Linked DNA regions of Homo sapiens: region 1 is linked to region 2. A link is an interaction called in ENCODE POLR2A ChIA-PET data of the cell type or tissue named here. Cell type or tissue: GM12878. All regions are shown on one strand. Links, peaks and the distances in the headings refer to the core of each region. The heading gives the core; the rest is flanking DNA.

Region 1 (16,390 bases), core at 4,240-12,239, 150 kb before region 2:
TTAACGTCTGTTTTGTCAGAAACTAGGCTTGCAACCCCTGCTTTTTGCTGTTTTCCATTTGCTTGGTAAATTTTCCTCCATCTCTTTATTTTGACCCTATGTGTGTCTTTGCATATGAGATGGATCTCTTGAAGACAACATACCAATGAGTCTTGGTTCTTTATCCAGTTTGCCATTTGGTGCCTTTTAATTGGGGCATTTTGCCCATTTACATTTAAGGTTAGTATTGTTATGTGTGGATTTATTCCTGTCATAATGATACTAACTTGTTATTTCAGCAATCATGTCTTACCACAGTGGAGCAGGAAAGAGAGAGCAAGTGGGGAACTGCCACATACTTTTAAACCATCATATCTCATGAGATCTCATTCACTATCACAAAAACAGCATAGGGGAAACTGCCCCATGATCCAATCAGCTCCCACCAGGTCCCTCTCCTAATGCATGGGGATTACAATTTGACATGAGAATTGGGTTGGGACACAGAGCAAACCATGTCATTCAGCCCCTGGCCCCTTTCAAATCTCATGTCCTTCTCACATTCCAAAATAATTTATGCCTTTGCAACAATCTCTCAAAGTCTTAGCTCATTCCAGCATTAACTCAAAAGTCCAAGTCCAAAGTCTCATAATAGACAAGGGAAGTCCCTTCTACCTATGAGCCTGTAAAATAAAAAACAAATTAGTTACTTCCAAGATACAATGAGGGTACAGGCATTGGATAAATTCTCTAAATCTTCTTTTCCAAACGGGAGAAATTGGCCAAAACAAAGGGGCTACAGGCCCCATGCAAGTCCAAAATCCAGCAGGGCAATCATTAAGTCTCAAAGCTCTGAAATAATATCCTTTAACTGCATGTCTCACATCCAGGGCATGTTGATGCAAGGGTTGGGCTTCCAATGCCTTGGGCAGCTCCACCCCTGTGGCTCTGCAGGGTACAGCCCTCACAGCTGCTTTCATGGGATGGCATTGAGTGCCTGCAGCTTTTCTAGGCACATGGTGCAAGCTGCTGGTGGATCTACCATTCTGGGATCTGGAGGATGGTGGCCCTTTTCTCACAGGTACACGAGGCAGTGTCCCAGTGGGGACTCTGTGTAGGGGCTCCAACCCCACATTTCTTCTCCTTATTGCCTTAGTAGAGGTTCTCCATGAGGGTTCTGTCTCTGCAGCAGACTTCCACCTGGACATCCAGGCATTTCCCTACATCTTCTAAAATCTAGGTGGAGGCTCCCAAACTCTTGCTTTTTCTGCACTTGCAGGCCCAACACCATATAGAAGTCACCAAGGCTTGGAGCTTGCACTTTCTGAAGCAACAGCCTGAGCTGTTCCTTGGCCCCTCATAGCCACAGCTGGAGCTGGAGCAGCTGGGACACAGAGCACCATGTGCCAAGGCTGCACAGAGCAGTAGGGCCATGGGCCTGGCCCACAAAACCAGTTTTTCCTCCTAAGGCCTCCAGGCCTGTGAGGGGAGGGGGTACCATGAAGATCTCTGAAGTGTTCTGAAGACATTTTCCCCCTTGTCTTGGTGATTAACTTTTGGCTCTTCTTTACTTATGCAAATTTCTGCAGCCAGCAGCTTTAATTTCTTTCCAGAAAATGGGTTTTCATATTCTACTACATGGTCAGGCTGCAAATTTTCCAAACTTTTATGCTTTCCTTTAAAACATAAGTTCCAATTTCAGTCCATCATTTTGTGAACCCATATAACTGTATGCTGTTAAAAATAGCCAGGTCACGCTTGAATGCTTTGCTGTTTAGTGTTTTCTTCCATCAGTATATTAGTCAGGGTTCTCCAGACGGAGAGAACTAATAGGATATATGTATATACGAACTAGAGTTTATTAAGGAGAATTGACTCACATGATCACATGGTGAAGTCCCACAATAGGCTGTCTGCAAGCTGAGGAGCAAGGAAGCCAGTAGTGGCTCAGTCCGAGTCCCAAAGCCTCAAAAGGAGGGAAGCCAACAGTGCAGCCTTCAGCCACAGACTGAGAGCCCCTGGCAAACCACTGGTGTCAGCCCAAGACTCCAAAGGCCAAAGAACCTGGAATCTGATGTTCAAAGGCAGGAGACATCCAGCATAAGAGAAAGATGAAAACTGGAAGACTCAGTAAGCCAGCTTATTCCACCTTCTTCCACCTGCTTTTTCTAGCCAAGCAGGCAGCCAGTTGGATAGTGCCCACCCACACTGAGAGTGGAGTCTTCCTCTCCCAGTCCACTGACTCAAATGTTAATTTCCTCTGGCAACACCCTCACAGACACACTCAGAAATAATACTTTGCATCCTTCAAACCCATCAAGTTGACACTTAATATTAACCATCACAGCCGGATACCCTAAATCATCCCTCTCAAGTTCAAAGTTCCACAGATCTAGTATAGGGGCAAAATGCCACCAGTCTCTTTGCTAAAGCATAGCAAGAGTGACCTTTATTCCAGTTCCCAATAAGTTCCTCATCTCCATCTGAGGCCACCTAAGCCTGGACTTCATTGTCCATATCACTATCAGCATTTTGGTCAAAGCCATTCAACAAGTCTCTAGAAATTTCTGAATTTTCCCATACTTTCCTGTCTTCTTTTGAGCCTTCCAAACTATTCCAACCTGTACCATTACCCAGCTCCAAAGCTGTTCCACATTTTCAGTTGCCTTTGTAGCAGTGCCCCACTCCCAGTACCAATTTTATGTATTAGTTCATTATCACACTGCTATAAAGAACTACCTGAGTCTAGGTAATTCATGAAGAAAAGAGGTTTAATTGACTCACAGTTCTGCAGGTTTAACAGGACGCATGACTGGGAGAAATTTCTAAGCCTCAGGAAACTTACAATCATGGCAAAGGGGAAGCAAGGCACATCTTGCCATGGCATAGAAGGAGAGAGAGAGCAAGGAGGGAACTACCACACACTTTTAAACCATCAGATCTTGTAAGAACTCTCGTTCTTGTAAGATCCAATCACCTCCTACCAGGTCTCTCCCATGACACGTGGGGATTACAATTTGACACAAGATTTGGGTGGGGACACAGAACCAAACCATATCACTTTCCAACTCATTTTATGACATCAGCATAACCCACCTGTCAAAAACTGACAAAGACATTACAAGAAAAGCAAATTACAGAATATCACTTATAAGCATAGATGCAAAATATCTCAACAAAATAGATTCAACAATATATTAAAAAGATAATACATTATGCAAAGGGGGTTATTCCAGGAAAGCAAGAATACCATAATTTTCTAAAATTAATCAATATAATGTATTACATTAATACAATAAAGAAAAATCAGCACCTCAATAAACATAGAAAAGGCATTTGACATAATTCACCAACCACTCATGTAAAAGCACTCAGCAGACTAGAAAAAGAAGGAAACTTAATTGGGCTCTGTGTCAGGCTGTTCTTGCACTGCTATAAAGACATACCAGAGACAGGGTAATTTATAAAGAAATTAGGTTTAATTGGCTCAAGGTTCTGCAGGCTTCACAGGAAGCATGGTGCTGGCATCTGCTCAGCTTCTAAAGAGGACTCAGGAAGCTTATAATCATGGTGGAAGACAAAGGGGGAGCAGGAATGTCACATGGCAAAAGCAGAAGCAAGAAGAGAGAGTGGAGCAGGGGGAGGTGCCACACTCTTTTAAATGACCAGGTCTTGCAAGAACTCACTATCACAAAGACAGCACCAAGACATGAGAGATCCATCCCAATGATCCAAACATCTCCCACCAGACCCCACATCCAGCATTGGGGATTACAATTAAGCATGAGATTTGGGTGGGGACAAATATTTAAACTATATCAGGCTCAAAAAGGAGAACTGTTACAAAATTAATGAATGAAAATAAGCTGAAACAATGCTTTGTCTATTGTCTCACTCCAAAAATTGGACTGGTGAAATTTATTCTTGCCTTTCAATTTGGGTTTACAAGCAGTCACAAAGATGATGATGTTGATGACAATGACAATAATGACAATGATGGTGACTGTATTTTGTTTAGAAAATTCTTTTGTTCTCAGGATTCAATGACTTGATTAGAATGTCTGGTCCAAATGAATACAGCAAAGAAGAAATTTCACATTTATAGAATTCAGGTGAGCTAAGGTTGAACATATTTTTCTCTAAAACTGAAGTAAACTTACTTCTCGAGGCCCCATATCTGCTCAGGAGTGATAATGCAACCTTATTAGTTCAAGGTAAATGCAGTTATTCAAATATTCAACAAATATTGCTGAGCACTTAGTATGTGTCAGGCACTTGGGATTCATTGAACAAAACAGAAAAAAATCTGGCCTTTGGGGAGCTGATATTTTAGCCAAGACAATTAGATAATATTATGAATGAATAAATTATACAACAGGTTAAAAGGACATGAATATGGAATAAAGTCAAAATTATACAGGATAAGTGGGATCAAGAGTGCTTGGGGGTGGGAATACCAGGAGGCCAGGATAATAGTGTTAATGAAGGTCATCAGTGTAGGCCTCGTTGAGAAGGTGATGTTTGAGCAAATACTGAAGGGAGGTGAAGGGGTTCACCAAGTGGCTATGTAGAAGCACAGAGTGCTAGAAAATGGAATATATTATTTCAAGTTACCAGTAGGTGGGGATGTTGAATAATATTTTTCTAGATTTTCACAAGCCTTGTTCCTAACAACAAGGAAAAAAATGTGGGCATGTGAGCAAACATCTGTCCTATTATATAATCTCTTTTTTAATAGAAAATTTTTTCAAATATAATAAATAACTTTTTAAATGTTTCAAAATAACTGTAAAAATGATTGGATTCAGCCTAGAATGTGAAATCTAGAACTTTTGGAGGGAGGTCCTCTCACCACACAGGGTCAACACTTCAGCGTTTTGCTTCTGAGCTGCTTAGGGGGCTTTAAATCTCATCTAAACTTTGGACTCAATGCTTTCAAAGTGAACTACAGATTACAAATGATGGATAAGTGCCTCACCCGCACACTTCAAGTATGAGGGAGAGGCTGATTCTACTTATTCTCCTACTATTAATAAAGTTATTAAGCAGCTACTGACGGATATCTGGTGCTAAAACAGGTGTTTTCCATACTAGGCCTCATTTAATCTTCATAGCAGCTCTAGGAGGTCAGCATTATCAACTATATTTTACAGATAAGGGAACTGACAAATTAAGTTACTTGACTGCGTTCATTTGACTAGTAAGTGATAAAGACAGAATTTGAGCCTAGCCTTGGCTAACTCATGTTTTGATGCTCATCTGCCTAATATCAAAATTCATTTTCTAAGTTTTAAAGGAAGAACTAACTTAAAAACGTGCATTGCTGGTTTAGCACTTTCTACTAAAGCTAAACATACCTCAATTTAAGGTATCCAATTGATGGCCAGCGTACATTTTGTCCTAGGAGTCAATTCTAACTCAGGAGCCTAGGGATCAAGTGAAACTAGCAAATATCTCCCTCAGTGCCAAAACTATAGCATTTGCTCACCCCTCTTGAAATGCAGCTTCAGTCTCATTGTGAAGTTTTGCTAGCATTTATGGAAGTTGCCAGTTTAGCAACAAAAGAACTATGTTTTCCTAACTTATCTGTGAAGTTATGTTCTTGGACAAGTCATTCTCACCTAAAGGTACACTGTTTTTCCCTGATGCTTTAGGGAATAACAATGGAAAGGAATCTGAAAAAACAAGATACAGAGTGCTAGAAAATATTTTTAATACATGTGTCTAATGAAGAACTTGCATCCAAAATTATAAAAGTCTCCTTTAAGTTGATGAGAAAAAGAGACAAACTCTGTTTTTAAGGTAAAAACACTTAGAAAAGGCACTTCATGAAAAATATTTCCAAATGGCTAATCAGCATTTAGAAAGTTGTTCAATACTTTGTTCACCAGTAAAATGCACATTAAGCTTATGAGACATCCACTAAAATGGCTAAAATGAAAAAGATGATGATACCAAGTATAAAAAGGAAAAGAAACAATTGGGACTCTCATACATTACTACAGAGACTGAAAATTTATACAACTATGTTGAAAACCAATTAGCACTTTCTACTGAAGCTAAACATACATTTACCTTTTGACCCATCAATTAAATTTTATCCCTTGAAAATATGTTGTAAAAATACACGTATATTTACCAAAATATATTACAAGAATATTCATAGGATGATTTTTTTAGTATCCCAATCTAGGAACAATCCAAATATCAGCCAATAGTAGAATGGATAAATTAATGTGATATATTTTTACAATGGAATTCTATACAGCACTGAAAAAAATTAATTACAGTTTATATGACAAAATGGATAAACCTCATAAGCATATTGCTAAGCAAAAGAAACCAAATGCTGTATGAGTCTATTTATATGTAATTTAAATCCAGATAAAACTCTATGTGATAAAAGTCAGAAGAGTAGCTATCCTTACTGGAAGGTAATGACTGGCAGTAGGCTTAGGGAGTCTTCTAGAGTGATGGCAATATTCTGTATCTTGATGTCAGTGTAGGTATACATATGCTTAATTTGTAAAAATTAATCAAGATGTTGTGCTGTTACCTGTACATATATCACACCACAATAAAAATAGTTAAATACATCCCCAGTTCAGCATAACATAGTAAAAATGGAAAATAAGATGAATGGAAAATATGAAGTGTAACCTGAGAGAAACACTGTTTAGCTACAAAGAAACCAGAAAGACTAATGATAAACTTATCTTCAATATGCAATTGATAGCTTTCACACCAACGAGTAAAAGTGAAAAAATAAAGAAAACTTTATCATTTCAGTATGAGGCAGTAAAGGAGGGTGGCAAGCAAAGGAAAAGAAGAGATGGAAGTAACTTCAAATGTAGTAGGAATCACACTACAGGTAAATGGATTAATTTACCTATTAAAATCAGAGAATTTTGAAATCAGGTAGATTTTTTTTAAAAAACTCTTAACTGTATGTGCTTACAAGACAATCCTAAAACAAAATGGAACACAAAAGTCAAAAAATTATGGAGTAATATATACCAGGTAAGTGCTAGCCAGAAGAAAGCTGGCAGTATAATTTTAGTATCAGACAAAATAGGATTTAAGACAAAACATGATACTAGGGATAAAATGAAAAACCCACGAAGAGAATGTAACTATCATAAACATGTATATGTACACCTAGTAATGTAGCTTGAAATATATACAGCAAAACTGGCCAAATTTCAAAATGACATTAACAAATCCCCATTAGTGGATAGCTTTATTTTAACATAGTTTTTATACATATGATATACCTGCATAAATGTAAAGAAACTGTAAGTGCACAGTTCAATTAATTTTCATTTATCAAATTCTGTACCTGGCACCCAGACTGAGAAACAGATCATCAGCATTCCAGAATCCCCTTGTTCCGTTTCCAGTTACTTGAACTCAAGGGTAAACATTATCTCAAATTCTAACACTATAGGATGATTTTGATTGCTTTTTAACTCTATATAAGTGGAATAATATACTAAGCATTCTTTTGTGTTTAGCTTCTTTTTTTCAGCATTATGTTTGGGAGCTGTATCCAATTGTTGCATCTAGATATAGTTAGTATGGGTGAATATACCAAAATTTGTGTTTACATTCTACTGTTGATGGACATTGCAGTTGTTTCTAGTTTTGCATCTCACAAATTGAGCTACTATAAAGATTATTATAAGTGCCTTTTGGTGAAGTTACATGTATATTTCTGTTGGGAGGCTTTCCTAGGAGTGAAATTTCTGGGTAATAGGTGTATGCATGTGTTTAACGTTAGTACATACTGGCAAACAGCTTTGTAATGTTGTAGTAATTTATATTTCCCCCAGGAGTGAATGATAAATCTGGCTGCTTTGAATCCTTACCAACAGTTTTTCTTTCTTTCTTTCTTTTCTTTTTCTTCCTTATTTTATTTTATTATTTTTTATTTTTTTGAGACAGAGTCTCCCTCTGTTGCCCCGGCTGGAGCGCAGTGGCACGATCTTGGTTCACTGCAACCTCCACCTCCTGGGTTCAAGCAATTCTCCCACCTCAGCCTCCTGAGTAACTGGGATTACAGGAGCCCGCCACCACATCTGGCTAATTTTTGTGTTTTTAGTAGAGACAGGGTTTCACCATGTTGGCCAGGCTTGTCTTGAACTCCTGACCTCAGGTGATCCACCCGCCTCAACCTCCCAAAGTGCTGGGATTACAGGTGTGAGCCACCATGCCTGGCCCCAGTACGTTTTCATTTTAACCATTCTGAATCAAGCACTGGTATTTGTTGTTTTAACTTTTATTTCAGTAAATGAAGTTGCACCTCTTTTCATACGTCTATTGGTTCTTTGAATATCCTTTTATGTGAAGTTTCTTTAAAGTCTTTTGTCTATTTTCCTACTGGGTTGAATGCTTTTTCCTTATGGATTTATAAGAGTTTTTTTAATGTTTATTCTAGATAGGAATACTTTGTAGGATATATCTAACCATGGGAGATTGATAGCTCAAGCAAAAGAGCAAAAACAGTAAGAATAAATAATATTTAGGAGCGTCATGATATGTATTTTTAAGACTGACAAATAGAGAATTTGCATCCTTTTTAAGCATACATAGGCTGTTTATAAAAATTGACCATGTCACAAAGAAAGTCTTAATAACAGCTTAAAAAAATCAGTATTATACAGTACTGATTTATACTTGTTATCAGTATATAATGAGATCAGATCATATTTTCTAGCTATTAAAATATAAATCAACAATAAAACACCAGTTTTTTTAAAATGCTCCCTTAGTGCCCTGTAATAAATGACTGGACTTGAAGCTACTTTGGAAATTAGGACTATAAAAGGTTTACCCATCATGATTATGGCTCTGTGAGAGGAAGCATGTGGGAAGACCAAAAGTAACTAGTGGAAAATCAGTGGCAGCACATCCATTTTCCAGGTTTAGGAAATGCTGCAGGCTATGTCTCTCTAGGCTAAATAAAGGCTGAGATGTGAGAGCGCTAGAGAAAATAAATAAATAAATAATCTGACCACTGTTCTTAATTCAACCCAGTGTTTCACATTTTATTCATACATAAAAATTCTTTTATCAAAGGACAACTATTAACATCTTAAGGAACAGTTTGGAAAAACTAACCTAGAGATTTTAATTCTTTGTCTCTTCCTCTTGTAGCTCACATAAAACGCTTTATTTGATTTTCCTGGTACCCAAACTAGGAAGTCATCAGAAGACTTTTGCTAGCATTCTGTCATTCTTTGACTCTGTAACTCATTAATGTTTTGTTTTTCTTATATCTCCTGGAGGATTTTTAAAGTGGAGTTAGGGGTTTTTTTTGCTTACTTTATGATCACGAGAAAATGCTTTCATCATCTTTTGTTTACTAAAGCAAAGTATAATGGTTATAAACTAACTATGAAAGTTAAATGTAAAAATACACTAAAAGATAGTAACAAAGTTCAAAAGTTGGAAAATGTTAATTATTACTCTTTTCCTGTTTTTTTCTTTACTGTCTTTGAAGACAAATGGGGGAAGCCTTTGATCATCTGTGTTTTCCAAAATACATATTTTCTGTTACTATTAGATAAACACAAAAACTGAACTATGAAGTTCAAACCAAATGTTTCAACCACATCTCATTAAAAGCAATGTTTACATACTTAGTAGGAGAAAAGAAAAACAATTTGCATTTTATCTTTTATCCTATTTTATCTTAGTATTCTAGGATAAATATATTAATAGTATAAAATATTGAGAAATAGTACACAGTTTTCTTGAAATTATGTCTACTTCAAATTTCAGTATATATAGCCAATTAATTTGACTTCCTGAATCTGCTCCAGAATCTTTAGTATATCTGTAGATGGAAATTAAGAAAGGAAAAAATATCTATAAATGTTAGAGCTGACAATTTTTCTAGTAATTTTGGCAGGATAGACACTTGATCTGAATAAAAGCAGAACTAAAGATTCATCCTTACCTTTTGTAAAGTGTAAATTTTATTTATCTCATAGAAAGGTACATCTTAGTAGAAAAGTGATTTATAAATCATAAGTGCTCATTTCTAGGGAGTTAACAATTTGAAATTCCTTGGACAGAATAAGTATTAAATATTGCTTTAAGTATCAGATATTATTTTTTCAAGATCAATTTGTTCTGCAAGTCTTTGTGGCACACCTACTAATGGCCAAACAGGGTGTTTGGCACTTGGAATTGTACTTGAATAAAAACTTCAAGGTATTCAAATTTAGTGGAAAACATAGATGGATGGCAAATTGATACAACAATATGCAACAGTTATTAACACATAACTGACTTCCACTTTTGGGAAGAAAGTGGCATAATATTTTTCAAGTGCTGAAAGAAAAGAACTGTCAAGTCAGAATCATCTACCAGTGAAAACATTTTTCAAGAATGAAAGGAAATTCAAGACATTCAGAATTGAAGGAAAACAGAATTTATCATAGCAGGCCTATCCTAACAAAATGACTGGAAGGAAATTCTCCAAATAGAAAGGAATGATTTAAAAAAGTGTTTTAAAGGAACCCAGGATTTGTTTTAATCAGATATGGTAAGACACACAGATACAGAAATGACTGTCATGAAGGAAGAAGTTTTTCATACTAACAGATTCCTAGAAACAGGAGGCTTGGCATGCTATGCAGGGCCGCAATGGGAAGTAATGCAGTCCATCAGTATGCAGAGGGAGATCGACTAGGGGTGAGCAGAACATGAGCTAGGAGCCTTTATTCTGGTTTCCAAGAGAAGGAACAGGAGATGATGGGTAAGCAGGTGTAGAATTGGCTAGTTTGCATAATTTCGGTGGGCTCTAGAAATTGGAACTATTGCTAGCTATCTGTTACCTGGCACTGGAATGATTAGGGCAGCCGGATAATGGCCCAGAGTGTGAGAGGCTGACAAAGTGCGTTGTTGGGGACATGGGCTCTGGTTTGGTTGGTTTGGATGTAAATGGTAAGTTTTTTACTATCGTTAGGAATTACCTAGCCCTGGGAGGGGCAGTCTCTCCAGGGTCAACAAGGCCCCAAGATACCAATGTACAAAAATCAGGATAAAAAATATATAATTAACACAAGAAGAAATCCTGAAACACCAGAAAAGAAGAGAGGACAATGGAGAGTAAAAATGTGGGTAAATAAAACACATCATCATTTTTCTCTTGAGTTCCCTAAATTACAATTGACAAATGAAGCAAAAATTATAACACAGGCTGCTGTAAAGTATACAAGCCCTGTGCATGTTTTGTTACATTTACACTAAGTACAGTCATGTATCATTTAACAACAGGAATATATTCTGAGAAATGCATCATTAGGTGATTGTATTGTGGTGTGAACATCATAGAGTATATTCAGACAAACCTAGATGGTATAGCCGACTATACACCTAGGCTATATTGTATAGCCTATTGCTCCTGAGCTACAATGCTGCAAACAATTGTAAGGCAATTGGAAGTATTTGTGTATCTAAAGATATCTAAAGATAGAAAAGGTACAGTGAAAATAATTTATTATAATATTAGGAGACTGCCACTGTCATATATGTAGTCCATTGTTGACAGAAGCATTATCTGTGCATGACTATACTTCATTTCTTGAACATGCAAAATAAGTAGTTAAGTCAGGGGACAATGTGTAAAAAGGCACAGCGAGTATGAAGCACCTTCAATGTGGCTTCAGAATAGGGAGGCAAGGGGAGATCATCAGGGGATAAGCTGGAGGAGGACTGGGGTCTAGGTTGTGAAGAGTCATGCATGAGTCACTGAGGAACTGAAAGTTAGGAGTTTTGTGGCTGAAGATGTCCAAGCAGTGGGTAATGAATCATGCAGAAGAAATACGTGCTGAAATTTGTATTTTAGGTTTATTTTGATGGGATGATACTAATAGCTTTATATGTGGTAACAATAACAATATAAACATTATTACTATACATTATGTTTTTAGGATCTAAATTTAATAAATTTCAGAAATATTTCAAATATTACAATATTAACCTGATAAATCCACAGTGACTCAGGCATCAGTCTGGAGGTGGCCATTTATATGACTAACAAATATTTAATTTATCCCCCACTACTTCACCAAAACTATTCTTGTCAAGGTTATCAATGCCCTGAACATTGCTAAATCCAGTGCTCAGTTTTTAGTCCTCATCTTATTTCACCTAAGCAGCATTGACAATATAGATCAATCCTCGAAACTCTTCTTTATCTCCTGAGCCTTCTCCTACCTCACCGGTCGCTTCTGCTCATTCTTCTGCCTTTTCTATCCTCTGACAATGGAGTGTTTCAGGAGTCAGACTTTGGAACTCATCTCTTTAACATCTTCACTAATAGTTGATGCGAAGATCTCTTCTAGTTCCATGGCCTTAACACCATATACATGATGATGATTTTTCATATTATATTTCTCACCCGAGCATCACTTCTGATCATTGCACTCATATATTCTATGGCCTTGACACCTTCATTTAAATATGAATTATAGATATTTCAAACTGAAAGATCCAACGTTGAAATTCCGGTATTTCTCACTCTAAATCTGCTACTCCTGCATTCTTATTCTTCCGAAGTAATTGCAACTTGGTGCTTCCAGTTGCTCAGAATGAAAATTTGTAGTCAACCTTGACTCCTCATTTTTTTCTTATGTCCCATGTGCATTATGTCAGCAAATCCCATTGGCTCCATTTTTTAAAATATATTCAGATTTTGCCTACTTCTCACTTCCTTTACTACTACCAGCCTTATCAGAGCCAACATCATCTTGCCTGAATTATTGCAAGAGTTACCAAGTAGCCTGCAATCTATTCTCAACAGAGACAAAGTAATCTTTAAAAATCTAAATCAGAATATATCATTCTACTAGTCAAAATCTTCCAGTGACTTCCAATTTCAGAGTAAAAACCAAAGTCCTGAAAAAGCCCTTATGATATGGCTGTCAGCTCTCTAATATTTCTCATACTATGCTCCCCTTGCTCCCTTTACTCCAAATCACCCATCCCTGTGCTATCCTGCTGGGATCCCTCTTCAGGCCGTTGCACTCATCTCTGCCTGGATCACTTTTACTTCCCACATCCACATGCTTCCTTCCCTCACCTTCTCTAAGTCTTTGCTTGCATATCTTCTTCTTCTTCTTTTTTTAAAAATATTTTTATTATACTTTAAGTTCCAGGGTACATGTGCACAACGTGCAGGTTTGTTACATATGTATACATGTGCCATGTTGGTGTGCCGCACCCATTAACACATCATTTACATTAGATATATCTCCTAATGCTATCCCTCCCCCCTCCTCCACCCCAGAACAGGCCCCAGTGTGTGATGTTCCCCTTCCTGTGTCCAAGTGTTCTCATTGTTCAATTCCCACCTATGAGTGAGAACATGAGGTGTTTGGTTTTTTGTCCTTGTGATAGTTTGCTGAGAATGATGGTTTTCAGCTTCATCCATGTCCCTACAAAGGACATGAACTCATCATTTTTTATGGCTGCATAGTATTCCATGGTGTATGTGTGCCACATTTTCTTAATCCAGTCTATCATTGTTGGACATTTGGCTTGGTTCCAAGTCTTTGCTATTGTGAATAATGCTGCAATAAACATACGTGTGCATGTGTCTTTATAGCAGCATGATTTATAATCCTTTGGGTATTTCTAGTTCTAGATCCCTGAGGAATCGCCACACTGTCTTCCACGATGGTTGAACTAGTTTACAGTCCCACCAACAGTGTAAAAGTGTTCCTATTTCTCCACATCCTCTCCAGCATCTGTTGTTTCCTGATTTTTTAATCATTGCCATTCTAACTGGTGTGAGATGGTATCTCTTTGTGGTTTTGATTTGCATTTCTTTGATGGCCAGTGATGATGAGCATTTTTTCATGTGCCTGTTGGCTGCATAAATGTCTTCTTTTGAGAAGTGTCTGTTCATATCCTTCGCGCACTTGTTGATGGGGTTTTTTTTTTCTTATAAATTTGTTTGAGTTCTTAACAAGGCCTTTACTGACCAACTTGCCTGACTAAAATTTCAACCCTACTCTAGAACTTCCTATGCCTTTCACTGCTTTATTATTTTTCAAAATCTTCTTAATACCTTCTAAGATATTACAAAACGTATATTTTTGTCATTGCCTGCCTTCTCTGTTATAATGTAAACTTTATGAGTTTTTTTCTACCCTATTTCGTTCACTTCTGTTTCTTCAGCACTAAGAACAATGCCTAACACATAGTAGACATTTAGTAAGTATTTGATGAATAAACGAAGTATCATAGGCGTGGTTTAATATGCCTCTTCAACAAGAAAAGAAAGCAACTATAGGCAAATGAAAAGTAACTTTGATCAACTGCCAGGTAATTATCTGAGGCTAATTTAGATAAAGTAAGCAATTCTCACTATAGAATTGCTGATATAAATGATCCAAGTTCTCTCTATACTTTCCTAAAGCATTGAATTACTACATAATCAGTTTACCTCTGACTGTACAAGAAATTTGATAATAGCACAAGAATATCCATGATTCAACCTCATTTCTTGTTTCCAACTTGCATTTTCTACTTTAACAATTTAAAGGATTATACACATTTATTTCTACAGTATTTGAGGACAAATCAATGGATTCAGTTAAACAAAACTACTGTTGATTGAAGAATCTAATCAACCAGAATTCTATACAGCAGTCCTAGGTAAATTTGTTATCTTTTTAAATTGGTTATCTGTACACTGTCTTTTCTAATCATAATAGAGAGGGTTTTCTATCTGTTTTTTTTTTTAAGAGTTCTATTATCTCTTCCTACAAGTAAGTTTTCGAAGGAAACTCTCGATGATTGTTGGTCAACTGAAGCAGCTACAGTATCATCAATAATTCACCAAGCTGGTCAAACCATAGTTGTCTGCGTTTGCTTAAGGGATTAAATCTGTTGATTGCCTAAAATCTCAGGGAAGAAGACCTGACATTGTTTCTCACACAATGTCCTATTGCCCACTCAAAATTGCCAACCTCTTATTTTTCCTTACATTAAGTAGACATCTATAATGGCATGTACTCCTTTTCCTGAACAATCTCTTACAATCTTTTCACTGATAGCCTATTCCTTATGAAAGAATTTCTGAATCTGTTGTCTAATTACTTTTCATTTGAGTTGGCCTGTTTCTTGCTACTGAACAGAATCTAAAGTGGCATGTGTAGCATGTATAAAAGGTTATTTATCCTTAAAACATAAACATGCCACACTCACAACATGAACTGTGAACCTGATGGATGATGGGATATGCCTGTTGAAAACAAATAACAAGTAAGTAGTGGGAAGTCTTTCGGGCTTACAATCAGGCAGGTGCTGACTATATTGTCTCATTAGCAGAGGAGAGCAAAGAATGGATAAATAGGAAAGCAGGTGTTACCGATTCTCCCAAACAAATCCTCATTCTGACATCACAAACTGAAGAAAACCAATGTGAACTTGGAGTTTCTGCTTTTAGCTTCTGAGTGTTCCTCACCAACATTCAGCTTTCAGTGCTGTTCCAGGTATTGCAGGTTTCCTAAAGCTACATCCACCCGGCTAAGAAAAGCAGTCTAAGCTGTAATCACTCATGTCTGTGCTATTTCAATGTACTCGTTCGTTCATCTAACAACTAGTTATTGAATGTCTACCATTCATAGGTTCTGTTTAAGATGCTGGATATATTTTAGTAAATATGTGCATATAATCTCTGTCCTTATAGAGCTTTAAAATAATGGAGGAGGTAGACAATACATAAAAAACTAACAATGATGGATATTGATAAATGCTGTGAAGAAAATGAGCACGTTTTCTGAGGAAAGTCACATTGAAGCCAAAATCAAACACAAGAAGGCTAAAAATACTCTGGTATTAAGATTTGCAGGATTAAAAAAAATATTTATGTGTCCTCAACTTTGAGTCCAACACGGTAATCTGGGTTTCTTGCCAATTTAAGCATTTGTTGTGTGTGGAATGTTCTATCACAGATTGTGGGGATCTAGGGGCACAGTTTGTGATTCCTGAAGAAAGTTTATTTTATATATCCTATATTATTTATTTACTACATAGAAAAGACAGCTAAGTTAGTTGTTGACTTGGACTATGTGTATATACATCAGAAAACTGATTAAAAAGTGAGAAATTCAATCAGCTAATTTTTGTATCAACGGCACTAAAGTAGTGATTTGGTGGATTTATTTTTCATTGAATTTATACTTTAGCTTGATATCAAAATGACTTTTAAGCTATGCAACTTGCTACAAAAAAGACTGAAACCTTTTGGTATTTTTTAATGACTACTGAAAATGCAGTTGCAATATGAGAGATTCAGTCAATACCCAAAAAGAAGATAAGGCAATGATTAAACACTAAGCTGAGTAACTGGTAGATACTTTGGGATTTGGGGGGTGAGAGGGTTGCTTGT
Region 2 (16,390 bases), core at 3,814-11,813:
AACCAGTTCAGCTTTAAAACCCGGCTCTGCCATTCGTTGTGACTTTAGGTAAGTTACTAACTTTTGAGTCTCAGTATACACTTTTTTTTTGAAACAAATCTCGCTCTGTCGCCCAGGCTGGAGTGCAGTGGCATGATCTCGGCTCTCTGCAACCTCTGCCTCCCAGGCTCAAGGAATTCTTGTGCCTCAGCTTCTTGAGGAGCTGTGGCACCACGCCTGGCTAATTTTTGTATTTTTAGCAGAGCTGGGATTTTGCCATGTTGGCCAGGCTGGTCTCAAACTCCTGGCCTCAAGTGATCTGCTTGCCTCAGCTTTCCCAAGTGCTGAGAATACAGGCATGAGCCACCATGCCCAGCCTCAGTATGCACTTTTATAAACAGGAATAGTAATTCCTATGCTAGCTGTGATCACACTCACAGAGAACCCAGGATTATGTCTGGAACTGTTCATTCTTCCTCCCTTCTAACTTAACACCAAAACACTACTACAATTTAATGCAATATACAGCAATTAGAAACAAAAATGAATTACACATCGTAATTACAAATGGTACTTTCAAGAGAAAACTGAATTCTAGTACATACAACAATACAAATTAGAGACGTACCTGTTCCTGAACATCTTCATGTTCAGAATTAAGAAGTTTGATAAAAATCGGAACAGCCCCAGTTTCAATCACTACCTTGGTATGCAGAAAAGTTCCAGATGCTATATTTGTTAATGCCCATGCAGCTTCAAACTAAGAAGAAAAAAAAGGTAAAATAAATGAAAGAACCAAAGAATTGTCAGAAAGGCAAAGAAGGAAAGAGAGGGAGTAAAGACCTGCCAGGACAAGTGTGAAAGACTGACTTATATTAAGATTCATTGTGAAGTCAGATTTAAGGATAAAAACTCATAGAAAAAAAAGTAATTGTCATCAAAGATCACTGATTACAGAAAAGTATTCTTTAATATGGAAAAATAAGAACTGAGAAAAATATAATGAAAATATACAAAATCAACAATATATAAACACCTTTGAATTTATAATGCATAAAACTCCTGTTTATTATTACAGAGGCAAGCATTCTAAAGCAAGCAGTTTAAAAATAAATAAGAGACACTACTTATAACAACAGTATATTTAGGACACTTAGAATCATAAGAGGTACTTATTTCTCTACAGATCATGTAACCTCAACCTACTATTTAAGAAACAAAAAAATTAGAAGTTGAGAGATTAGGTATTTGTTCAACATCAAGCTTTCATTATTAACAGAGCCAGTGCTGGGACTTCTGATATTTTTTTTAAGCTGCAGAGTCTCTGAGAAGTTATCGTATCAACTCAATTAAAATCTGAATATACATATACATTATGGATTTAAAATAAAAGCAACTGAGAAAATTCAACCATGGCTCCAAAACAATGAACTAGTGAATTACTGAAAACAACCTACAAATCCACAGGCAAACTAAGCAGTGAATATAGTTTAAAAAATATTTCACATATTTGACATATAAAATTAACCATGAAAAAAATTTTTTTAATATTTCACATAAATAACTTTTCACGTAAACGTACACGTCATTATAAGTAACAAAAAATGTACCCAAAAGCATTACTGAAATATTAAAAAGTACAGTTACTTTTACGTGTAGGACTAAGAAAAATTTTAAAGGGAATTTATATTTAAAAATAATGGAGACCATAGTTCTAACCAATTGTAGATAATGAAATAAGCTAGTGGACAACTGAAAGGTTACTCTACAAACTTGTCACTAGTATCCCTAGAAGAAAGCCTTAGTGAAGACTGGTAAAGTCAGAAGCCTGCCAGCAACCAATTAAACATAAAACGAGTGATAAGCAAGTGACAACTGTGAAAACCTAGAGTGTGTGGCTACAATTTTAAAAAAAAGGTAAACTTTCCAGTTGAAAAAAGAAAATAGAGACAGAATGCCTATTCAACCTCCTTTCATTTTTAACTATCTGACAACAGTGCCAACACCTCTGATTTGTTAAAAGGAGCCAAAAACCTGGATATTCATTTGAAATCCCCCAATTTTTTAACATGTAATATCTAATTCACGCTTTAAAACATGTTCAGGCCAACAAAACTTGTTTGTAGGCCCCCAATTTAAGGCCTGTTAGATGGACCAATCATATTAACTAACATATTTCACAAGCACTTGGGTAACATGGCACAACATGTAGCTGTCCCAAGACCATACTGTTGAATTTCTATAGTTTTTAATTACAGTGATTAATAAATGCTCAACTTCTCAGTGTGTGTGTGTTTGTTTGTTTGTTTGTTTATTTATTTAGAGACAGGGCCCAGGCTGGAGTGCAGTGGTGTGATCACAGCTCACTATAACTTCAAACGTCTGGGCTCAAGTTATACTCTCACTTCAGCCTCCCAAGTAGATGAGACTACAGGTGCATGCCACCACACTCAGCTAATTTTTATTTTTTTGTAGAGATGAGGTCTCACTATTTTCCCAGGCTGGTCTCAAACGCCTGGGTTCAAGAGGTCCTCCCTCTTCAGCTTCCCAAAGTGCTGGGATTACAGGTGTGAGTCACCACGCCCAGCAAATCTTCCCACACTGTGCTGTCTACACACGCTATCCTCTAAACCTAGCATTAATTTTCCTCTTTTCAGTCTGCCAAACGCTCCTTCATCCTCAAGACTAGTCCTGCAACACTACCTTTGTGAAGTCTTAAACTTAAACTTCCCCTAAACAGAGTAAGTTGCTATGTTCTGTGTCCCCAGAGTACTTTGTTTATAGCTCTGTTAGAGCACTAAGGATATGATGTTACCACAGATCTTTTTTATGTCTGTCTTTCCCAGGAGAAAGTGAGGAATTTCTCTAGACAGGACAACATCTGAATTTTGGAACTACAATATCTTACATGATGCTTTGCTCAAACTAGCTCTCAATAATTTTATTTATTCACATTCAATCATTTCTTCTTTCATTCAATTGGAATTAAAAAGCCAAATAATAGGTATCAAGAGGTCTGGGTTTTAGTCTGGACTTAGGGCTTATATAAAGGAATGGAACCAGATTTCATGATCTCTAGTTCAAAATAATTGACAATAAAACTGTAACATGACTAAAGTAGCCTCTTAGAGACCCTTATTGTAAACATTCTCAACAATTTTTCACATTCACACATGCAATACATTCCTTTACTTACACCTAAAACGTGAGGATCTTTCTCAAATTATTCAGCTAAGTAGACCACTACTCTTAAGTTATAAATTCAACACGTAACAAGTAACAGTCCTCCATTATTGACAATAGCATTTATAAGTTAGGTGTATGTCTTGTGCAATTCCTGATACATAGATAAAATTCCAACCTGTACTCTGACTTAAGAATATGCATAGCAATGAATGTAGGGAAAACCAATCTTTTTTTAACATTAAAATATTCACAAACTTCAGTAAATTTCCATTAGTAGCAAATTATTTGGAAGACATCTTAAAATTGTAACTATATCATGGTTGAGAACCAATGTTCTTTATGACAAACTTACCTCTGGTCACATTTCTACTAGATAATACTAAATAATAATTTATTCTGTTTTGAAAAAAAGAACTAATCAGTCAGCTAACAGTGTTTTAAAAGGTAAAAGTTAGAACCCTGGCTAGCTAAGAATCAAAATAAATTTAACAATATTTTAGTCTGAAGTTTTCTAAAACAAAAAAGTTACTAAAGGTTAACAACTATAAATTGTTTATTAACATTAGTAATGATTTTATATACTTTTTCCAAAATTGCTTAATAAAATAACAATTCCTAGAAAAAAACTAGCACTGAAACCGTGTCCAAGACAAGATAGGCAGCACTACCTTTTCCTTTAATTACCAAGTATTCACTTAATGCTTACAATAGTCAATACTGCAGAAGTTGCTTTCACTAGAAACTTTAACATGTCATTTCTAGAGAAAAATTAAGAAAGAAAACTTTAGACTCACTTGTAAAGTGCAATTTTCATTTCTTTCAAGAAATTTCACAAATCTCTGTACAACTCCTGGTTTCTGTATAACTTGATCTATTGGTGGATTAGGTTCTAAAAATTTAAAAAGACTTCAGTTATTACAAAGACACAAAAAGAAAACAATCTAGTCCCTGTGTCCATTAACAGGGCACATAAAATAACTCTTTCCTAGGTTTCCCTGACCCAAGATTAAAACCCTTAGCTAGATGTAATTGAAGTCAAATTTTCTCCAGATTACAATGTTTTTTGTACATTTTGCAAATTCCGCTTTCTCATTCACTGCAAGAAATTTTAAAAATATTTCCTACATAAACATTTAAATTTCATAAATTGAAGGCTATTGAGCACACCTTTAAAACATTGATTATTTCTGTCTAAAACTCAAAATACCAACTGAGGAATTAAGTTTCCACTAATTCTTTATAGTACTACCCTCAATTTCTAAGCATATCTCCTTCATTATCAACCACAATTTACCTAATGTCTGTCAAACAAGATTCTTTTTTGTCCGTGAATTATTTTTTACAGAAATGTTAACGGACTGTCTACAATTACTGATAAATTTTCATGAAATGCAGACAGCTTTTGAGAATCATAAAATATCTAGGAAGCTTATATAAAATCCAGACAAAGACATTTCAGGTACTGGTCATCTAAGTATAAAGAACTCTTTCCTCTACCTTGGCTTCAGCAAAACGTACCCTCTACGGTTCTTCAGTAACTTCCCTATTGGTGTTCTTTTGGGATAGTCTTATTCCTGTTTATTCTCATCTTAGAAAATGTACCTATTTTTGTTAATGCAAGTACCAGATATTATTACTATTTGTGATAATTCACAGACCTTACAACCTTAACCGAATTCTCCTTTCCTAGATTTCAGACCATATTCCTAAGTGACTATAAGATGCATTTTTATTTTAACACCTTTTAAAATGTATTTTCACACTTCTTTCAAAATGCAGCATACCCAAAATCAAACTCATTATATCATCATGGTTATTCCTTCCCTTGCCCTGCATCCACCACCTAAATTGTATATTACTATGTTATCTATTCATGTAGTCATGAAAAAGAGCATACTCATTTCCACTTCTGATTCTTCCTTTTCTTCTTACTTCCTCTATTTGACTGTGTTACTGATCATAAAGAACTCATATATTAATGTTAACATACTGTGTTTGATGAGTAGGATGAATAAGCAAATGGTGGACATAAAACACCTGTACAAATCATTCTTTTTGATATAGAAAAATGTTTTCATTAAGTTTTAAGTCAGCTCAAATCCTAGAAACCTTGTTCTCAATTGTTAAGAAAGATTTACTTAGAAACAGACTTCCTTCTTCCTTTTCATTTTTCTACAAATTTGCTATTCTTCTAACTTGGACAAAATTTAGAAAATTTCTGCAGTTAGTAAAGTTATACCCATCAAGTTTTGTTTGGGTGTTCTAAATGAAAAGCCCCAATTCTTCAAGATGGAAAACTGAATTCCAGACCCTAACTTATACTGTTATAAAACATCAACAGGATAAAACAGTAAGTATTCTTAATCATTTTACCTTCCATCTTAAAAAAATCAAAACAAAATTATAGGGTTGCAATTATCACCTGCACTTTCTTGTTTTTCCTTTATTTCCAAAGCAAATCATAAATATATTATCCTATTTTGTTTTAAATTTAATGTACAGAAATTTTGTCTTGCTCTTTATGAAAGAGATGAGAGAGAAGGAAGAAAATATAGGGTTTTGTGGTTGGTAGGTAGGGCGAGGTGGTCATTGAGAATGTCAGCTATATATATTAAATATAGATATGATATGATATATACCCCCCCACACACACACATAAGAACCCAAATATAGTTTCTTCCCGGTGAATTAAAAGCAACACATTTATATTTATCTTCATCTAAAAGAAAGCAATTAAAGTGCACTTGGATTGTCAGCTTATCTAACAGGTATCATGAACTACTATTAGTATTATATTGACAGGATGATAGTCTACATAATCTTATAATGGTGATAAACTGCTACCGAGAAGACTTTTAGTCATTATGGCAATAAGTAGTATAGGGGGAATATCTCCTTCAGCACTGAAAACTAAGCAAGAGTCAGGCAAAAGAAAAAAGCTTTGGAGAACTTTCTACAAAACTGGGATTGAAGAAAAGGATGGTTTGTGATTTACATCCACAAGAGTGGCCACGAAAAGGAAATAAATAGAAGATGTAACAAAAGGTCACCGTCGCAGACTTAAGTCAGAGGAGTAAAAGCTGGAGCTAAGATAGGCTGTGCAGTACCCAGGGCATATTCATATCTTCCTAGTGTCTACAGTAAGAACACTAATTACAATAAAGAAATGCCTGCAAAAGAGGCAAAGTTTCCTGTTGTTTCTGCTTCCAGTTCTGGCCTCTAGATGCTTGCTTTCCCATATTTCCTACTTTGACAGATCAAATAAAAATACAGTAAATCTATTATTTTTCTAGGCCTGATAGATGTGGCAGGAACTCACATCAATCAGTGAAAGAAAACATCTATTAACTCCTTGCTGTATGTCCAACTGGGCAAGCATAATTCCATTACAAAGAAGAAACAGAGAACACAATTGTCTCTGTGAAAGATAGTACAGTTTAACGGAAACAGAATACCTTGAGGAATTAGAGTAAATGAGGACAAAGTCTTCTGATCAAAGAATTCGATACCCAGACAACTTGCTCAAAGATATCAGAAATATAGTATTTAGACATATAAAGGCTTAAAAAAATTGTACCAATGCAATTTTCCTAGAATGGGGGTAAGAAAGGGGTAGAAAATTCTTCAAGCAATGCTCTAATAAAAAATGAATCAAGATAAAGAATTCAATAATGAGGAAATGGTACAAAAACACTGGTGGCAAACTCTAAAACTCTTAAATCTAAAGAAATTCTGTTATCAGTATGACATGTATGTCAAAATAAAATCTTTAAGGAATATACTTAAAAAACAATTTAAAAATATTAATCTGACTCAGAAAATAATCCCAATTATAAAAACCAAAACTGTGAAGTATTGTGAGGAAGAAAGAAGCCATTCTTGATTGCAAAAAGGTTTCTTGACATTGCTAAGGTATGTGAGGAACAGAAAATGAAAGTTAAATTTATTTATGAATATAAATTACAGTAAGAAAGCAAAAGTGAAAGCCTTGTAATCTATGCTGACCTGATCACAAGATTACTTTCATTCTTCATGTGTCACTAAACTCTGTCTCCCTTAGGACAATAAGGCAGTTGAGCTAAGGGCGTTTTCAAAACCTTACCCATTCATATATACAATCCCATAAAATTAGAATTACGAGTTCAATAAATTCCATATATGAAACACAAGACAAAGATTTAAATTTTTATTTAAATGAATTCTTATTAACTCAATATAAAATTGGTCAAATAACACAAATAGGCAATTATGTACTATAAAGAACCAATAAATAAGGCAAAATATTCAACCTAATTACAAAAAAAAAGCCAAATAATGAATTACTATTATATAAGCATTTATTTTTTTCTTAAAGATAACTGCGAGGCCAAGCATGGTGGCTCACACCTGTAATCACAGAACTTTGGCAGGCAAACGTGGGAGGAGAGTTTGAGACCAGCCTGGGCAATATGACAAAACCCTGACTCTACTAAAAATTAGCTGGGCGTGGTGATGCATGCCTGTCGTCCTAGCTACTCAGGAAGCTGAAGTAGGAGAATCACCTGAGCCTGGAAAGCAGAGGCTATAGTGAGCTGTGATTCTGCTATTGCACTCCAGTCTGGGTGACGGGAGTGAGATGTTGTCTCAAAAAAAAAGAAAAAGAGAATTGTGAATGTTCATAAAAATAGTAAAATGAATGCTTGTACAAACTGAAGATGGGAGCATAAATTAATACAGTGTATTCCCTTTGACCCCCTACTTCACTTTTATGAATATATATTAAGGAAATTTATATTGCTTAACAATTATTGTAGCATTTTTATGGTAATCTAAAATTGAGAAAAATTTAAATGCCTGATTACATTATTTTGTGATTTTAAATGCCTGATTACATTATTTTATGCTCACACTCTATGATATGATACCATTTAAAAAATCATGTCTGATTGTATATCTAGAAAACCCCATCGTCTCAGCCCAAAATCTCCTTAAGCTGATAAGCAAATTCAGCAAACTCTCAGGATACAAAATCAATGTGCAAAAATCACAAGCATTCTTATACACCAATAACAGACAAACAGAGAGCCAAATCATGAGTGAACTCCCATTCACAATTGCTTCAAAGAGAATAAAATACCTAGGAATCCAACTTACAAGGGATGTGAAGGACCTCTTCAAGGAGAACTACAAACCACTGCTCAATGAAATAAAAGAGGATACAAACAAATGGAAGAACATTCCATGCTTATGGGTAGGAAGAATCAATATCATGAAAATGGCTATACTGCCCAAGATAATTTTTAGATTCAATGCCATCCCCATCAAGCTATTAATGACTTTCTTCACAGAATTGGAAAAAACTACTTTAAAGTTCATATGGAACCAAAAAAGAGCCCGCATTGCCAAGATAATCCTAAGCAAAAAGAACAAAACTGGAGGCATCATGCTACCTGATTTCAAACTATAACACAAGGTTACAGTAACTAAAACAGCATGGTACTGGTACCAAAACAGAGATATAGACCAATGGAACAGAACAGAGCCCTCAGAAATAATGCCACGTATCTACAACTATCTGATCTTTGACAAACCTGACAAAAACAAGAAATGGGGAAAGGATTCCCTATTTAATAAATGGTGCTGGGAAAACTGGCTAGCCATATGTAGAAAGCTGAAACTGGATCCCTTCCTTACACCTTATACAAAAATTAATTCAAGATGGATTAAAGACTTACATGTTAGACCTAAAACCATAAAAACCCTAGAAGAAAACCTAGGCAATACCATTCAGGACATAGGCATGGGCAAGGACTTCATGTCTAAAACACCAAAAGCAATGGCAACAAAAGCCAAAATTGACAAATGGGATCTAATTAAACTAAAGAGCTTCTGCACAGCAAAAGAAACGACCATCAGAGTGAACAGGCAACCTACAAAATGGGAGAAAATTTTTGCAATCTACTCATCTGACAAAGGACTAATATCCAGAATCTACAAAGAACTCAAACAAATTTACAAGAAAAAAACAAACAACCCCATCAACAAGTGGGCGAAGGATATGAACAGACACTTCCCAAAAGAAGACATTCATGCAGCCAAAAGACACATAAAAAAATGCTCATCATCACTGACCATCAGAGAAATGCAAATCAAAACCACAATGAGATACCATCTCACGCCAGTTAGAATGGCGATCATTAAAAAGTTAGGAAACAACAGGTGCTGGAGAGGATGTGGAGAAATAGGAACACTTTTACACTGTTGGTGGGACTGTAAACTAGTTCAACCATGGTGGAAGTCAGTGTGGTGATTCCTCAGGGATCTAGAACTAGAAATACCATTTGACCCAGCCATCCTATTACTGGGTATATACCCAAAGGATTATAAATCATGCTGCTGTAAAGACACATGCACACGTATGTTCATTGCGGCACTATTCACAATAGCAAAGACTTGGAGCCAACCCAAATGTCCAACAATGATAGACTGGATTAAGAAAATGTGGCACATATACACCATGGAACACTATGCAGCCATAAAAAAGGATGAGTTCATGTCCTTTGTAGGGACATGGATGAAGCTGGAAACCATCATTCTCAGAAAATTATTGCAAGGACAAAAAACCAAACACCGCATGTTCTCACTCATAGGTGGGAATTGAACAATGAGAACACATGGACACAGGAAGGGGAACATGACACACCGGGGCCTGTTGTGGGGTGGGAGGAGGGAGGAGGGATAGCATTAGGAGATATAACTAATGTTAAATGACGAGTTAATGGGTGCAGCACACCAACATGGCACACGTATACATATGTAATAAACCTGCACGTTGTGCACATGTACCCTAAAACTTAAAGTATAACAAAAAAATAAAAAATAAATAAATACAAATAAAAATAAAAAATCATGTCTGAAAAATATTTCTACAAGAATTAAAAAATATATATCTCTAACCTTATTTCTTGGCAGCAGGATTAATCTTTTTATATTTGCCTCTTTAACTGCTTTTATATTTTTACGATTTTTCTACAGTCAACATATGTTACTTTGGTAACATCATGTTCAAAAACGGATGTTACTTTACAATATATTTTGCAGAGAATATAACACCTGTGTCTAGCAAAGAAAGGTATTTTAAAATTTAAAAAAAAACAATAAAATAAACCTCTACTAAAAAATCGTGTAATATCAAATAAGCATACTGAAAATAATTCTTGCCTTTAGAAAGCAGCTTTCTAAATTTCTGTGTTGCTGTTAGCTGTTGATCAGCATTATTAGAAAAAATCATCTGAACCATATCTGTAGTAACAACTTCTTCCTAAAACACACACACAAAAATATAATTAACATTTACATATTTTACATGAATAATTTTGCATGCATAAATATTTGTTATACATACTATTGCTAAAATTATTGAGGTATAATTTGAAACATATTTTGGTAAAGTATACCTCTGGAATGGGTACAGTGGAACTAATATCTGGATCCTGTATAGGACTTTCAAGCATAGATTCATCATTTCTGGGCAAATAGACATTTCTGCGTTTGAACAACTGTAATAAAGAGAAATCAGTTTACACATTGAGCTTTCCATAAAACATTAAGTTGCCATAGAATTCCATGTTTTCATTTGAGTGGACAAAAGAAACCTATCAATTTTATAACTTAAAATTCTGAATATTTGAGTATTTCCCAATCATTATACTAGGAAGATCTAAGGTATTTATGAGAAGTCAAATTTCTGGGCTAGCTTTTGGCTGCACAGACTACTTCACGTCACTTTCAATCTCAGATCTTTTACCAACAGTAAGCGTGTAAGTGGAATACACATGGTCATTTTATAGCACTTAAAAAAGCACATATTTACACACTGGATTATGAGGTATCTAAGAATTTTTGCAAGAAAACTTAAAAAGCACATCTGTTGCATATGAAAGATAACATCTGATACATTAACAGATTTAGTATATCTGATTAACAAGGAATAGAAAACAAATCTTAGGAATGACAGTACTATGCTTATTAATTCAGGAGCAGATAAAAATGAAGCAGAAAAAAAGAAGAAAGAAACATGGTGAGTTCACTAAAGGAGATTTATAGGTACAGTTGGCCCTCCATATCTGTGAGTTCCACATTCCCAGATTCAACCAACCTCAGATCAAAAATAATAATAACAATAAAAAATAAGAAGCCAAGCATGGCAGCACGTGCCTCTGGTCTCAGCTACTTGAGAAGCTGAGGTGGGAGGGCTGCACAAGCCCAGGAATTGGAGGGCAACCTGGGCAACACAGCAAGACCCCATCTCTTAAAAATAAACAACAACAACAAAATACGAAAATAAAAAATAATACATATTTTATTTCACTTTATTTTATTTTTTGAGACGGAGTCTCGCTCTGTCTCCAGGACAGAGTGCAGTGGCACAATCTCGGCTCACTGCAACCTCCACCTCCTGGGTTCAAGCGATCCTCCTGCCTAAACCTCCTGAGTAGCTGGGATTATAGGCGTGCGCCACCATGCTCGGCTAATTTTTTTATTTTTAGTAGAGACGGGGTTTCACCATGTTGGTCAGGCTGGTCTCAAACTCCTGACCTCAGGTGACCCGCCCACCTAGGCCTCCCAAAGTGCTGGGATTATAGGCATAAGCCACTGAGCCCGACAATAATACATATTTTAAAACAACACAGTATAACAACTCAACTACACAGCATTTACACTGTATTAGATATTATAAGTAATCTGGAGATGACTCAAAATATACAAGAGGATGTGTGCAGGTAATATGCAAATACCATGCCATTTTACATAAAGGACCTGAGCATCAGTGAATTTTGATATCTGCAGAGGATCCTGGAACCAAGGGATAACTCTACATTTCCTAAATCAAAATTTGAGGAAAACAAAATCTGCTTATATTCTTTTTGACATCTAAATAAATATCGTTCTTCTTTTTTTTTTTTTTTTTGAGATGGAGTCTTACTCTGTCGCCCAGGCTGGAGTGCAGTGGCATCAACTCGGCTCACTGCAAACTCTGCCTCCCGAATTCACGCCATTCTCCTGCCTCAGCCTCCTGAGTAGCTGGGACAACAGGCGCCAGCCACCACGCATGTCTAATTTTTTTGAGATGGGGTTTCACCTTGTTAGCCAGGATGGTCTCAATCTCCTGACCTCGTGATCCGCCCGCCTCAGCCTCCCAAAGTGCTGGGATTAAAGGGGTGAGCCAGGGCTCCCAGCCTGTTCTTCTTTAATATGTAAACAATCTTCCTTCTAATCATTTATTCAACACAATTTTTTTAGTACCTACTATAATGTATGAAGGATTGTGTTAGACGCTGTAGATAGGGAGATGAGAAATCATTATCATATTTCTGAAATAGGCCTTGCCTATTACATGCCTGTAATCCTAGCACTTTGAGAGACAGAGGCAGGAATATTGCTTGAGGCGAGGAGTTCAATACCAGCCTGGGCAACATAGCAGGACCCCATCTCTACTTACAGAATACAATAGAATAGAATACAATAGAAGAGAATAGGCCTTTTCTACTTTCTTCACTGCTAGTCCTTTTCATACATCAGTTTTAATTCACATGTGTGAGAACCACATTATTTTACTTACTTACAAATACTTCTACATTTAAGTACATCTTGGAATAAAAAATGTTGAGATGTACTCTCTTAAACAATTTTATATTCTTTATGTCACATATGAAAAGTATAAACAGAGATCCAGCTAATAAGACAATGGGGGAACAGTATGAATAGCATGGGAAGATGACAATAATTTACTTACGGGCAAGAATTATGAAAACTACAAAGCAGCAAATAATATATAATTAATGTTTCTTTAAGGGGCAAATTTTACAATGACAAATGGAAGTGATCTAAATAGATGCAAGAGGAAAAATTTCCTAGCAGTAGGGTAAAAATATAATTAACACAACAGGTTTATCAATAAAACAGAAAATCCATTTCTCCCAGTGACTAAAGTAGCACAGAGTTCTGTTTCACAAATTTGCAATTATGATGCCTGGAGTCTAATAAATAATAGATTTAGCTATATTCAATTTCTTAAAACATTTCCATTTAAAATTATCCAATAATTAGCAAATAATTAAAATTTTAAAAAACAAAATTAAATAGCTAAAAACACCTACCTGTTCTTCTCTTTTTTGTTTTCTAAGCTGTATTCCTTCTTCTTCTCTTCGTCTACGCATCTCTTGAGGATTTAGGGCTTTATTCTTATAACTTTTCATTCTATAGTTATCTTTCCCTGGACTAGCCATGGCATCTTAAAGGAAGGAGAAAAGAAAACAGACACTGATAACTCACTCTCTCAAAACAACATGAGACACTTAATCTAGCAACTAAATTCAGGCTCACTGATTAACAGGTCAACAAAACCCATTCTGAAAATTATGTACAAAGAATACATTCCCTTAATTCCACATCAAGATTAGAGCAAAATGACCACATATTTTAGAAATAATATCTTAAACAAATAATTTTGGTCTAAACAAAGACAAAGTTTACCCTATCTTATTGATTCTAAGATGCAACAACCTTTCCTGTCTCCCTAGCCCCCACAGTGTTTTAACCTTTCTGAAACATAATTACTGTCAGGAAATAATCATGAATTATTTGGGTTAAAAAAAAAGTCTTCTAAATTACAGTTTCTGGCTAGATCAAGAAATAACCAGCTTTGAAGTATCTTATTTTTAATGAAATATGATATTAGGCTCCAGTAAGCACATCTCAAATATTTATTGGGGTCTGGCTTCTTTCACTTACTGAAGGCATTGCCTTAAGAGCTATGGCCACAAGGGTCAGGACTTGAATTATGACTACAATATCAGTTTTTAGTACTCCAGTATAATTAGTTCTTTTGAAATACTAAAATACATGTATACTTTATTTTTAAGTAGTTTTATTGCAAATGTATTTTAAAACATTAACATTTATATACCTATTTTATAAATACATAAAATATATGCAAATATATTTCATATTTGAATATATGTGCTAGTTTTACTTTTAGAAAGTGAATTATAAACTTTAACAATGTAACAGTATTGATATCTTGATATTATCTTATAGGAATATTAAAATACTGATATTATAACCTATTCTGGACTTACACATCACACACACACAAAATCTGCCTAAAGCAGGGTGCCAACTTCAGTTTAACAGTAGATAGTGAGTACCCAGTATGTTATTCTGTTAAATTCAGAGGACATATCCATGTCCAACCAGAGACAATGTTGTGACCAATTAGCTTATGAAGTAAACACAAGAGAAGGAGAGGCTGGCATCTGTCTGCCATCCCTGATATTGAAGAGACAGACTAATGAATTGGCAAATTTTATTGTAAGGAGTACACTAAAATACATGCTTTAAATCTTGAGAGAGCAGTGAAGATATGGCAACTAATTGTGCCTTAGGGACTTCTGAAAGCTTCATGGGTATCCTATTTTAAAGGAAAAACAGGAAAGAGAAATGGGGAGAATCAAGCATTTCAAGCAGAAGGAATATATGCAAAGGCAAAGTTTTTGAAGAAGCCTTGCATAACCAAGAACAGTAAGAGACTAAGTGTGTCCAAAATGAGGATGCATGGCAGAACATAAAGCTATAAAGGTAGGTTAGAGGACATATGGTTCCTATAATGCAGCTGTGAAATTTGGACTTGATCCTAAGGAATAGAATTAAACAAATTAAGGAAAAGGTTGTTTTTACATAGTTCAGAGAGAGAGATAGGAAAGATGCTGAAGGCGTGAACTAAACAAGTTACTACAATGAAAACATAGAAGACAAGTTGGATTCTAGAAATATTTCTGAAATTGATTCAGTAAAAATTAGAGGCCAAATGAATGTAACAGATATCTGGTGAGGAAGAAAAGGGAGTTGAGGATGACTCCATGGTTTTTAACTGAGCCATCTGAGTAGTATGGCAAGATAACATAAGACAGAGAATACGGATGGAGGATCAGAGTAGTGGTTGTTGTGTTTACATATCGGCTTGTTTCTGAGACAAGAATAATGAATTCCGTTATTTTAGGTTTATTTTTAAATTTATATTTAGTAAAAATCACTCTTTTCGTATACATTTCTATGAATTTAACAAATATACATGCATGTAACTATCACAATCAAGACACAGAACAGTTGTCACCCCCTAAAACTCCCTCAAGCTGCTCCTATTAGCCCTCCCTGACCCTTAACATCTGGTAAAAAGTTAATTCTCCATCCCTATAGTTCTGCCTTTTCCTGAATTTCAGAAAAGTGGATTCATACAGCATGTAGTCTTTTAAATCTGACTTCCCAGAAAAAGTATAAAATACCTCAAAATATAGCCAGCCAAGGAGGTGAAAGACCTCTAGAGTGAGAATTACAAAACGCTGCTAAAAGAAATCAGAGATGACACAAACGAATGGAAAAACATTCCATGCTTGTGGATAGGAAGAATCAATATCGTGAAAATGGACATACTGGCCAAAGCAATTTACAGATTCAACACTATTCCTATCAAATTGCCAATGACATTCTTCACAGAACTAGAAAAAACTATTTTCAAATTCATATGGAACCAAAAAAGAGACTGAATAGCCAAGGCAAACCTAAGCAAAAAGAACAAAGTTGGAGGCATCATATTACCTGACTTCAATCTGTACTACAGGGCTACAGTAACCAAAACAGCAGGGTACTGGTACAAAAACAGACACATAGACCAATGAAACAAAATAGCCCATAAATAAGGCCACACACCTACAACCATCTGATCTTTGACAAAACTGACAAAAGGAAGCAATTGGGAAAGGACTCCCTATTCAATAAATGGTGCTGGGATAACAGGCTAGCTACATGCAGAAGATTGAAACTGGACCCCTTCCATATACAAAATAACTCGAGATGGATTAAAGACTTAAATGTAAAACCCAAAACTATAAAAACTCTGGAAGACAACCTAGGCAATATCATTCTGGCCACAGGAATAGTCAGAGATTTCATCACGAAGGGGCTATTGCAACAAAAGCAAAAATTGACAAATGGGATCTAATTAAACTTAAGAGCTCCTGCACAGCAAAAGAATCTGTCAACAGAGTAAAAGACAACCTACAGAATGGGAGAAAATTGTTGCAAACTATGCATCTGATAAAGGTCTAATATCCAGCATCTATAAGAAACTTAAACAAATTTACAAGAAAAATACAAACAACCCCATTAAAAAGTGAGCAAAGGACAT

What was found. Peaks named below come from ENCODE experiments on the same cell type or tissue, not always from the same donor. Only the 100,000 strongest peaks of a DNase experiment are listed, where the experiment ranks them.
Region 1: POLR2A ChIA-PET joins it to region 2 with 5 read pairs; 2 of 35 experiments call an interaction of 5 or more read pairs at or near these places.

The regions. Positions count from the first base shown.
Region 1 is chr6:116,835,639-116,852,028 of GRCh38, reverse strand. No RefSeq gene overlaps it. Among named protein-coding and RNA genes, the nearest start is that of GPRC6A, 15 kb to the right of the region's middle. In GM12878, for the core only: a CTCF peak has its summit at 4,586 (motif pointing right); no DNase peak of the experiment used is centred there.
Region 2 is chr6:116,686,368-116,702,757 of GRCh38, reverse strand. It overlaps KPNA5 (karyopherin subunit alpha 5), which reads right to left. Exons shown (of 14, transcript NM_001366306.2): 2 at 13,305-13,438; 3 at 10,602-10,703; 4 at 10,366-10,465; 5 at 3,960-4,054; 6 at 608-739. Among named protein-coding and RNA genes, the nearest start is that of KPNA5, 13 kb to the right of the region's middle. In GM12878, for the core only: no CTCF peak of the experiment used is centred there; a DNase peak (open chromatin) is centred at 7,147.